Regions from separate parts of the Homo sapiens genome. Here region 2 is linked to region 1. Evidence: chromatin loops called from intact Hi-C (ENCODE). Cell type or tissue: breast epithelium. All regions are shown on one strand. Links, peaks and the distances in the headings refer to the core of each region. The heading gives the core; the rest is flanking DNA. Region 1 has its middle 26 kb from the start of UPF3B. Region 2 overlaps NDUFA1 (NADH:ubiquinone oxidoreductase subunit A1).

Region 1 (5,380 bases), core at 263-5,262:
TGTAGTCCCAGCTACTCAGGAGGCTGAGGCAGAAGAATCGCTTGAACCGGGGAGGCGGACATTGCAGTAAGCCGAGATTGTGCCACTGCACTCCAGCCTGGGAGACAGAGTGAGACTCCATCTCAGAAAAAAAAGAAAGAATTGGCTAGGCATGGTGGCTCACGCCTGTAATCCCAGCACTTTTGGAGGCAGAGGTGGATGTATCACCTGAGGTCAGGAGTTCAAAACCAGCATGGCCAACATGGTGAAACCCCGTCTCTACTAAAAATACAAAAATTAGCTGGGTGTGGTGGTTGGCGCCTGTAATTCCAGCTACTCGGGAGGCTGAAGCAGGAGAATCGCTTGAACCCAGGAGGCAGAGGTTGCAGTGAGCCGAGATGGCACCACTGCACTCTAGCCCAGGTGACAAGAGCAAAACTCTGTCTCAAAAAAAGAAAGAATGAATCATGATGTGCAGTAAGTTCCTATAAGGAGATTTTTTTTTTTTTTTTTTAAGTAAAGACTCCCTCTGTCACCCAAGCTGGAGTGCAGTGGCACAGTCGCGGCTCACTGCAGCCTTGATATTCTGGGCTCAGTTGATTCTCCCACCACAGCTTCTTGAGTAGCTGAGGTTACAGGCATGTGACACCACACTCAGCTACTTTTTGTATTTTTTGTAGAGATACGGTTTTCCCATGTTGCCCAGGCTGGTCTCAAACTCCTGGGATCAAGCAATCTGCCCACCTTAGCCTCCCAAAGTGCTGAGATTACAGGCATGAGCCACTGTGCCCAGCCTCATATGGATTTTCAAAAGAACAGGGGCCAGGCGTGATGGCTCACGCCTGTAATCCCAGCACTTTGGGAGGCCAAGGCAGGTGGATCACCTGAGGTCAGGAGTTCAAGACCAGCCTGGCCAACGTGGTGAAACCTGGTCTCTACTAAACAATACAAAAAAAATTTAGCGAGGCATGGTGGCATGTGCCTTTCCTTCCAGCTCCAATTACATGGAAGGCTGAGTCAGGAGAACCGCTTGAACCTGTGAGGCAGAAGTTGCAGTGAACCAATATTGAGCCACTGCACTCTAGTCTGGGCAACAGAGCGAGACTCCGGCTCGAAAAAAGAAGAAAACCTGAAAAAAGAAAAAAAAAAAAGGTCGGGCACGGCGTCACACCTGTAACACCAGAACTTTGGGAGGCCGAGGCAGGCGGATCATCTGAGGTCAGGAGTTCCAGACCAACTTGGCCAACATGGTGAAACCTCATCTCTACAAATATAAAAAAATAAAATTAGCCGAGCATGATGGTGGGTGCCTGTAATCCCAGCTACTCGGGAGGCTGAGGTGGGAGAATTGCTTGAACCCGGAGGCAAAGGTTGCAGTGAGCTCAGATCGCACTGCTGCACTCCAGCCTGGGTGACACTGTGAGACTCCATCTCAAAAAAATAAAGAAGAGGAAAAAAAACCCAAGAGTGTGTGGAAAGTAGAAATAAAAGGCTGGGCGCGGTAGCTCGCGCCTACAATCCCAGCACTTTGGGAGGCCGAGGCATGCAGATCACGAGGTCAAAAGACCGAGACTATCCTGGCCAACATGGTGAAACCCTGTCTCTATTAAAAATACAAAAATTAGCTGGGCGTGGTGGTGCACCTGTAGTCCCAGCTACTCAGGAGGCTGAGGCAGGAGAATCGCTTGAACCCAGCCACTGCACTCCAGCCTAGGCAACAGAGAGTCCGTCTCGAAAATATATATATATGGGTGCGTGTTTGTGTGTATATATATATATTTCTCATAAGCTCCACCAAGGTCAAGACACTTTGTAAGCAGTGATACTAGCCATTTATTTATATATTTATTTATTTTTGTCTCTTGCTCGCAGCACCTAGATACTAGCCATTTCATCCATCCCCAAGGAATTGGAGATCGTGGTAATTTAACCACATCAATGAGATCTTTTTTACATTATTTACTGAAGAGAAATGGTTGCCCTTTACAGATTTTTTAAGATTAGGAAACAAAAAGAAGTCAGAGGGTACTAAATCCTGACTGTGAGGTAGATGCCTAATGGTTTTCCATGGAAACTCTCAAAATTGCTCTTGTTTGATGAGAGGCATAAGCAGGAGCATTGCCGTGGTAGAAAAGGACTCTCTGGTGAAACTTTCCTGCGCATTTTTCTGCTAAAGAGTTAGCTAACTTTCTCAAGACACTCTCATAATAAGCAGATGTTATTATTTTCTGGTCCTCCAGAAAGTCAACAAGTAAAATTCCTCAAGCAGCTCAAAAAGCTATTGCCATGACCTTTGCTCTTGGCCAGTCCATTTCGCTTTGACTGGATCACTTTCACCTCTTTGGAGTCATTGTTTTGATAGTGCTTTGTCTTCAGAGTCATACTGGGAAAGCCACGTATCACTTCCTGTTACACTTTCCCAGTAGATGCTTCATGATCTATTGGTTGGAGCAAAAGTCATTGCTGTTTTTGACATTCCTTTCAATGGCAAAAACAATAATTAATTTTGCAGCAACCTAATAGATCCCACTTGTTTACAATTTCCATTGAAATCTCTGTTCTTGTCTGCAGCTGATCTGGTTTTGGCAGCCATCAAGTGGAAAGTTTGCTCAACTTTTAATTTTTCAGTCAGAATTGTGTAAGCTGAACCAATAGAGATGTCGGTGTTGGCTGTTGTTTCTGCTGTTTATTTTTTTTCTTTTTGAGACGTGGACTCGCCCTGTCGCCCAGGCTGGAGTGCAGTGGGGCAATCTCGACTCACTGCAACCTCTGCCTCCTGGGTTCAAGCTATTCTCCTGCCTCAGCCTCCCCTAGTACCTGGGATTATAGGCACGCACCACCAGGCCCGGCTAGTTTTTGTATTTTCAGTAGAGACAGGGTTTCACCATGTTGGCGAGGCCGGTCTCAAACTCCTGACCTCAGTTTTTCCACCCACCTAGACCTCCCAAAGTGCTGGGAATACAGGCATGAGCCACCGCATCTGGCCGTGTTTCTGCTGTTAATCGTTGGTCCTTTTCTTTTTTTGAGACAGAGTCTCACTCTGTTACCCAGGCTGGAGTGCAGTGGCACGATCTCGGCTCACTGCAAGCTCCGCCTCCCGGGCACAAGCGATTCTCCTGCCTCAGCCTCCCGAGTAGCTGGGACTATAGGCGTGCGCCACCATGAATGGCTAATTTTTGTATTTTTTTAGTAGAGAATGGATTTCACCAGGTTGGCCAAGCTGGTCTCAAACTCTGGACCTCAAGTGATCCACTTGCCTTGACCTCCCAGAGTGCTGGTATTACAGGCATGAGCCACCACACCTGGCTGACTCTTCAGTTAGGGCACAAAGAGGATTAATTTCTTTCCTTGCAAATTGATGTGGATGTCCTGCTGCTGCAGCCTTCATCTTTAACGTCATCTTTTCCCTTGTTACAAGTTATCCATTTGTAAACTGCTGATTTTTTTAGGTGCATTGTCCCCATAAACTTTTGGTAAAGCATCAGTGATTTTACCATTCTTCCACCCAAGCTTCACCCTAAATTTGATGTTTGTTCTTGCTTCAATTTTAGCAGAATTCATTTTGTTCTGATAGGGGCTCTTTTCAAACTGATGACTTCTCCTTTTTTAATGCCTCAAACTAGATCCTGTTGAGATATTTTATAATGAATTAGTACCAGTTTATTTTGGTGCAAAAAGATTTTGAAATCCATGCATAGTTTTTCATAATACACAATTTCCATGGACTTTTTAAGACTTCTGATATGGCTGTTGATATAGTTTGGCTGTGTATACCCACCCAAATCTCATCTTGAATTGTAATCCTCATGTGTCTAGGGAGGAACTTGGATTATGGGGGCAGTCTCCCACATGCTGATCTTGTGATAGTAAGTCTCACAAGATCTGATGGTTTTATACAAGGCAGTTTTTCCTATGTTCGCACTTCACCTCTAGTCTGCTGCCATGTAAGACATGCCCGCTTTCCCTTCTGCCATGATTGTAAGTTTCCTGAGGCTCCCCCAGCCATGTGGAACTGTGAGTCAATTAAACCTCTTTTCTTTATAAATTACCCACACTCGGGTATTTCTTTCTACCAGTGTGAAAACGGACTAATACAGCTGTGAAAGAAATGGAGATACGGCTGGGCGCAGTGACTCACACCTGTAATCCTAGCACTTTGGGAAGCCAAGGCCGGTGGATCACCTGAGGTCAGGAGTTTGAGACCAGAACGGCCAACATGGTGAAACCCCGTCTCTACCAAAAATAGAAAAATTAGCCGGGCATGGTGGTGCACACCTGTAGTCCCAGCTACTCGAGAGGCTGAGGCAGGAGAATTGCTGGAACCCAGGAGGCGGCGGTTGCAGTGAGCAGAGATCATGCTATTGCACTTCAGCCTGGGCGACAGAGCAAGACTCCATCTCAAAAAAAAAAAAAAAAAAAAGAAAGAAATGGAGATACATAGGTTAATGGTGTTAATGAAGCATTATTTTAAATATAAGAAAGTATGTTTAGAAGCCAAAAGGAAAGCTCTAGAAGGATGAACACCCACGAGAAAGAGACAACAAATACTGTAGGCTTCTTGCAAAGGCAGGTGTAAATGGAAGCCAAGGTAGAGGTTAGAGGAGTTGGCCTTAAGAGAAGCAATTCTCCTGAACCACCAGGCATGAGTTGACATCCCTTGCCTCTTTGTCTAGCCTGTTGCCAGCCATCTCAAGGCCGTTTTCACGTCAGCACCTCCCTCTTCTGTTCTACTTGCCTTGCCTGTCCAGCTCTGGATAAACCACACGTCCCCACCCCACCCTCTTCAATTTCTTCCATTTGCTCATTCATTTAGCAAACATGTACCAATCACTGACTGTGTGCCCGGCCCTGGGGTCAAGGATTAAAATAAGTCCTTGTCTGTGTTGAACTCATGGTTCAATATTGGCAAGAGGCAAATAGCAATAATCAGATCATGATGCACAATGTCAGAAGGGTCGAGGTAGCACAGGGTGTTGTGGGAGCCTCTTGCCCCTAAGCTGCAAGTGTCGCTGGAGAAAATCCCTCAGCCAGATCAACCAGTGAAACCACAGGAGGGCCCTCCCTCCTGCGAAGCAATTTTTAAAATCCATCTTTAATTGATATCCTTTCCCCCAATACCATCTTTCTTCTTCTAGTTTGCTCCCTTCCTCTCCTTTCTTGTGTTGTAGGCAGTGGGGGTGAGGACCACTTCCTCATAAAGCATAATTTCACATCCTTAATAACTATAGGCCAGGCACCATAGCTCATGCTTGTAATCCTAGCACTTTGGGAAGCCAAGGCAAGAGGATCACTTTGAGGCCAGGAGTTCAAGACAAGCCTGGGGCCAGTGTTGGTGGCTCATGCCTATAATCCCAGCACTTTGGGAGGTCAATGCGAGCAGATCACTTGAGGTCAGGAGTGT
Region 2 (5,380 bases), core at 69-5,068, 50 kb before region 1:
AGGTGGATCACCTGAGGTCAGGAGTTCGAGGCCAGCCTGGCCAACATGGTGAAACCCCTTATCTACTAAAAATACAAAAACTAGCTGAGTGTGGTGGCGGGCACCTGTAATCCCAGCTACTTGGGAGGCTGAGGCAGGAAAATTGCTTGAACCCAGGAGGCGGAGGTTGCAGTGAGCTGAGATCACGCCATTGCACTCCAGTCTGGGTGACAAGAGCGAAAACACCATCTCAAAAAAATAAAAAAAAGAAACCCTTTGGGGTGGTGTGACAATTGACAGGTGTTGGGCAGGGGATTAGAGCAACTATTTTCACTGCATACCTCATATTGTTGGATTTTGAGCTAGGTGAATATAACATCTATTTTTTAAAAACTTAATGATAGTAAATAAAACCGAGCAAATGGGATAGTTTCCTAAGCAGCATTTTAACAGGCCTTAAGAGCTGGTGACAGATGGATCTGACATCAGTAGCTTTACCACATCAGTTAGAGCTGCTTAAGAAAACCCTTCTAATTGCACTTGCAGAAAAAAAAAAAAAAGAAAAGAAAAAATAAAAGAAATCCACCGTTAAATCTTCTATCTTCAAAGTGCTTTAATCTGGCTCACCCCCTAGCAGTAGAGTACAAAAATAAAGCTCAATTTCACAGCAGATGCTACAAAAAAGGGCAGTGAAGAATTTGGACTCTTAACCGTGAACCTAACCAACTCTACCTGTCATTTTGTAGCCCCTCACTATACAGCTGTGTAGCTGTGACAGTCGTCTAAGGACATAAAAATGTAGGGGATGATCCCTGCCTACAGGCAAAATGGAGAAATAACAGACCTAAAAATCAATAAAAGTAGTAATAGATAAGTCATGTTTTCAACACATCTTCTGTATCCACAACTCCCTAGGTGTACTACTTGCCCTCTTCCTTCCTTTCCAGGGATAGCTTTTTTGTTTGTTTTTTGTTTTTTTTGAGACAGAATTTCACTCTTGTTGCCCAGGCTGGAGTGGCGGTGGCGCAATCTCAGCTCACTGCAACCCCTGCCTCCTGGGTTCAAGCAATTCTCCTGCCTCAGCCTCCAGAGTAGCTGGGATTACCGGCATGCGCCACCATACCCAGCTAGTTTTGTTAATTTTAGTAGGGACGGGGTTTCTCTATGTTGATCAGTCAGGTCTTGAACTCCCGATGTCAGGTGATCCACCCGCCTCCCAAAGTGCTGGAATTACAGGTGTGAGCCACCGCCCGGCCGGCGATAGTTCTCCTAACAGTCAATTACACAAGGCCTGTGAAGCATTAAATGATAATACAGGTTCTATTAAGTTTGTAATCATGACCAGGCTTTCCTTATACAGTAAAAAGTAAAAGGTCATTGCCGATCAAGGGATGGCACAATCCAGCCACCACTGTAAGTTTAAACACCACTTCCTTCTATAAGCCCCGCCCTATAAAATTAGATCAATGGCAATCACACAGTGCAGGCATGTTCAAGGTAACCAGATCAAATGTTAAACTGGATAAGCAATGAAAAGCAACTTAGTATTCTCACCTGGAAGTGTCATCTGTGGTGTTGCTTTATACACATGGAGTTATCACCATCTTTAGTTTTATCTTTTCAGATCTTCATCTTTGGTTACCTTTAATGTTGAACATGCATCTCTATTTCAAGTGCTCAGTACACTCTCATTTTAATAAACCGAATGATTGCTGTTGCTGTATACTAAAACAAAAATTAACTTAAGCATATACTATTTGTTAGATACTATACAGAATGTATGAAGGTTGAAGGTGCAATCCGTTTTAAACATATCCCAACTGGAATTTTTTTTTTTTTTTTTTTTGGAGACGGAGTCTCACTCTGTCACTGTCACCCAGGCTGGAGTGCAGTGGCACAATCTCAGCTCACGGCAACCTCCACCTCCCGGTTTCAAACCATTCTCCTGTCTCACACCACCACTGCGCCCGGCCTGGAATTATCTTCTTACACCCCTCTCAGCTCAAACCTAACCAACTGGAATTTTAAACATTGTAGGATCCACTCAGAAAAGGAACTAGAAAAAAAATACTTTTTCTGTATTCCCCTGGTCATCTCTGAAGAAACTATGTTTGTAAAATTTACTAATATCAGCCGGGCAAAATGGCTCACACCTGTAATCCCAGCACTTTGGGATGCCAAGGTGGGTGGATCACTTGAGGTCAGGAATTCGAGACCAGCCTGGCCAACATGGTGAAACCCTGTCTCTACTAAAAATATAAAAACTGGCCAGCCCCGGTGGCTCACACCTGTAATCCCAGCACTTTGGGAGGCCGAGGCAGGTGGATCACGGGGTCAGGAGTTCAAGACCAGCCTGACCAAGATGGTGAAACCCCGTCTCTATTAAAAATATAAAAATTAGCCAGGTGCAGTGGCAGGTGCCTGTAATCCCAGCTACTCAGGAGGCTGAGGCAGGAGAATCACTTGAACTTGGGAGTCGGAGGTTGCAATGAGCCGAGATTGAGCCACTGAACTCCAGCCTGGGCAACAGAGCAAGACTCTGTCTAAAAAAATAAATAAATAAAGTTAAATAAAATATACTAGTGTCTATTACAATAGTAGCAACTACAATTTATGAAGTATTAGCTGCTAGGCACAGAGACAGGTGCTTGATGTACATTATGGATGTACATTATGTCTATACAAGCCTCACAGTTGCCTTCTAGTTTTTTTTAAGTGATAAAGACTACATTGGGTAGATTGCTTGATTTTGTGTAACATATTTAAAAAAAAGAAATGCATTTTTTTCATTTTATTTTTATTAAGCACTACATAACACATTGCATGCTACATAATACACTGTAACCTTCTAGCAGGGGTAGATGGCCATAACTGAGTTATTTTTTTCATCAATCAGGAAAATGCTTCCTTAATCAATGTTCTCCAAACCCTGAAAAACAGTTTAAAAAGGAGAATGTGACAAGTCTGTTCCCATCAAAGATATGCCATGTACTTTTATTTCCAGTGTCATTAAATGGCATTGTTATTAAAAAGAGTGCTTCCACATCCCACATTTCTCTAACTGCAACAATACATTGGATTAAATTTTATAATCACTAAAGAATAACCTGTAATGATTTCTAGTTTTCATTTTCTGACAGCAGCATATTGCTTTATATGAAACAAACCTTCCCCGACCCCCAATCAGAACTAAAGTCAAGCAACTCTTTACCACCTGGATCCTTTTTTTTTTTTTTTGAGATGGAGTCTCACTCCCGTCATGCAGGCTGGAGTGCAGTGATGCGATCTTGCCTCACTGCAACCTGCATCTCCCAGGTTCAAGCAATTCTCCTTCCTCAGCCTCCCAAGTAGCTAGGATTAAAGGCATGTGCCACCATGCCCAGCTGATTTTTGTATTTTTAGTAGAGAAGGGGTTTCGCCATGTTGGCCAAGCTGGTCTAGAACTCCCGACCTCAGGGGATCCACCTGCCTCGGCCTCCCAAAGTGCTAGGATTACAGGTGTGAGCCACTATGCCTGGCCTCCACCTGGATCCTTTTACAAAGCACCTCAGTGAGTCAGAGGACAAGAAGGTAAAATCTGTTTTAAAAAATAACAGCCAACATGAGGTAGATACTATTATTCTCATTCCATTTTTTTTACAAATGAGGAAATGGAGGCTCAGAGAGGTTAAAAGTCACCTGCTTAAGTCCATAAGGAATTAGCAGAGCCAGAATTCAGGGACCCCAACTCCCGAACCCTTCTCTGACAAGCACTACACTATCTATTCAAAATACCTACTGGATCTTACTAAGTTGACAACCAAATACTTCAGAAGCTATAAATTAAAAGATTACACCTGGCGTGGTGGCTCACGCCTGTAATCCCAGCACTTTGGGAGGCCGAGGTGGGTGGATCATGAGGTCAGGAGTTCAAGATCAGCCTGGCCAAGATGGTGAAACCCTGTCTCTACTAAAAGTACAAAAATTACAGCGCACCTGTAATCCCAGCTACTCGTGAGGCTGAGGCAGGAGAATTGCTTGAACCTGGTGGGTGGAGCTTGCAGTGAGCCAAGATCATTCCACTGCACTCCGGCCTAGGCGACAGAGCAAGACTCCGTCTCAAAAAAAAAAAAAAAAAAAAAAAAAGACTCATCAGTGATGACACTTCTTCTAGGTATTAAATAACATAGTCCAGGTATTTGGTTTACTATTACAGGAAGAACTGCCTTAAGAGAAGTTAAAACTGTATCTTCCTTGGAGCCATCTCTTAGAAATCCTAATTCTGTCTCACATGCTAGGTGATTCTGATGGTTATTCTTGGACCATACTTTGAGAAATATGGCTCCAGATAAGTAGATATCTATTATCATGTTCATTGGATTAGATTCTCAACTACCTCTCTACTGAGAGGTGTATCACCCAGGTTGAGTCCTTATAATATTACTTAATCACTCTGACCCTTGTCTATAAAATGGAAATACTATTTACTTAGGTTTGTTGTGAGGAATAAATGAGGAAGGAGAAAATATTAAAAAGTAAACATTTTTAAAAGAAGTATGAGAATGAACTACTCCTACAAAATATAAAAACATACTATTAGGGCCAGGAGTAGGGGCTCACGCCTGTAATCCTAACACTTTGGGAGGTTGAGGTGGGCGGATCACTTGAGGTCAGGAGTTAGGAAACCAGCCTGGCCAACATGGTGAAACTCCATCTCTACCAAAAAGTACAAAAAAAAATTTAGCTGGGCATGGTGGCAGGTGCCTGTAATCCCAGCTACTCAGGAGGCTGAGGCACAAGAATCGCTTGAACCCGGGAGGCGGGGGTTGCAGTGAGCCAAGATTGCACCACTGCACTCCAGACTGAGTGACAGCGTGAGACCTTGTCTCAAAAAACAAAAAAAAAGACAGAAAAACAAAAAATATACTATTAAGTTGAGCCTTATGAAATGCTACTGCTTGGTCGTTTTTGACCTACAAAAATGGCAATGTCATAATTGAATCAAAATATAAAATTATAGTAATTCTTTAAATGAAGTATTGTTGCAGGAATAGGCAGACCTAGAGTATAGAAAAGCACATCCGTGAAACAGGCCCATGTGTACATGGAAATTTAGTTTACCAGAGTGGTATTACAAATAAAAATAAATTGGGTGCTTGGTGGTTTTTTTTTTTTTTTTTTTTGAGACAGGCTCTCATTCTCTCGCCCGGGCTGGAGTGCAGTGGTACGATCCTAGTTCACTGGAGCCTCAAACCCCTGGGCTCAAGCTGTCCTCCTGCCTCAGCCTTCTGAGTAGCTAGGACTACTAAACTCTTCTATAAATGGGTAATTGCGATAACTAGCTACCTGTTGGAAAAAAGTAAAGTTAATCCTCCTTTCACATTATACTCCAAAATGACCTGTAGATGTAACCAAATAACTA

Evidence for each region. A loop is a pair of places that touch in the nucleus more often than their neighbours do. Peaks named below come from ENCODE experiments on the same cell type or tissue, not always from the same donor. Only the 100,000 strongest peaks of a DNase experiment are listed, where the experiment ranks them.
Region 2: a loop joins it to region 1, with 22 times the contacts of the local background. A loop is called at or near these places in 5 of 110 quality-filtered maps.

Annotation. Positions count from the first base shown.
Region 1 is chrX:119,823,784-119,829,163 of GRCh38, reverse strand. It overlaps a transcript of UPF3B not described here. Among named protein-coding and RNA genes, the nearest start is that of UPF3B, 26 kb to the left of the region's middle. RefSeq lists an enhancer at 2,351-2,450. In breast epithelium, for the core only: no CTCF peak of the experiment used is centred there; no DNase peak of the experiment used is centred there; H3K27ac peaks cover 621 bases; H3K27me3 peaks cover 295 bases.
Region 2 is chrX:119,874,042-119,879,421 of GRCh38, reverse strand. It overlaps NDUFA1 (NADH:ubiquinone oxidoreductase subunit A1), which reads right to left. Exons shown (of 3, transcript NM_004541.4): 3 at 2,760-2,908. The coding sequence ends at 2,888. Among named protein-coding and RNA genes, the nearest start is that of NDUFA1, 4.9 kb to the right of the region's middle. In breast epithelium, for the core only: no CTCF peak of the experiment used is centred there; no DNase peak of the experiment used is centred there.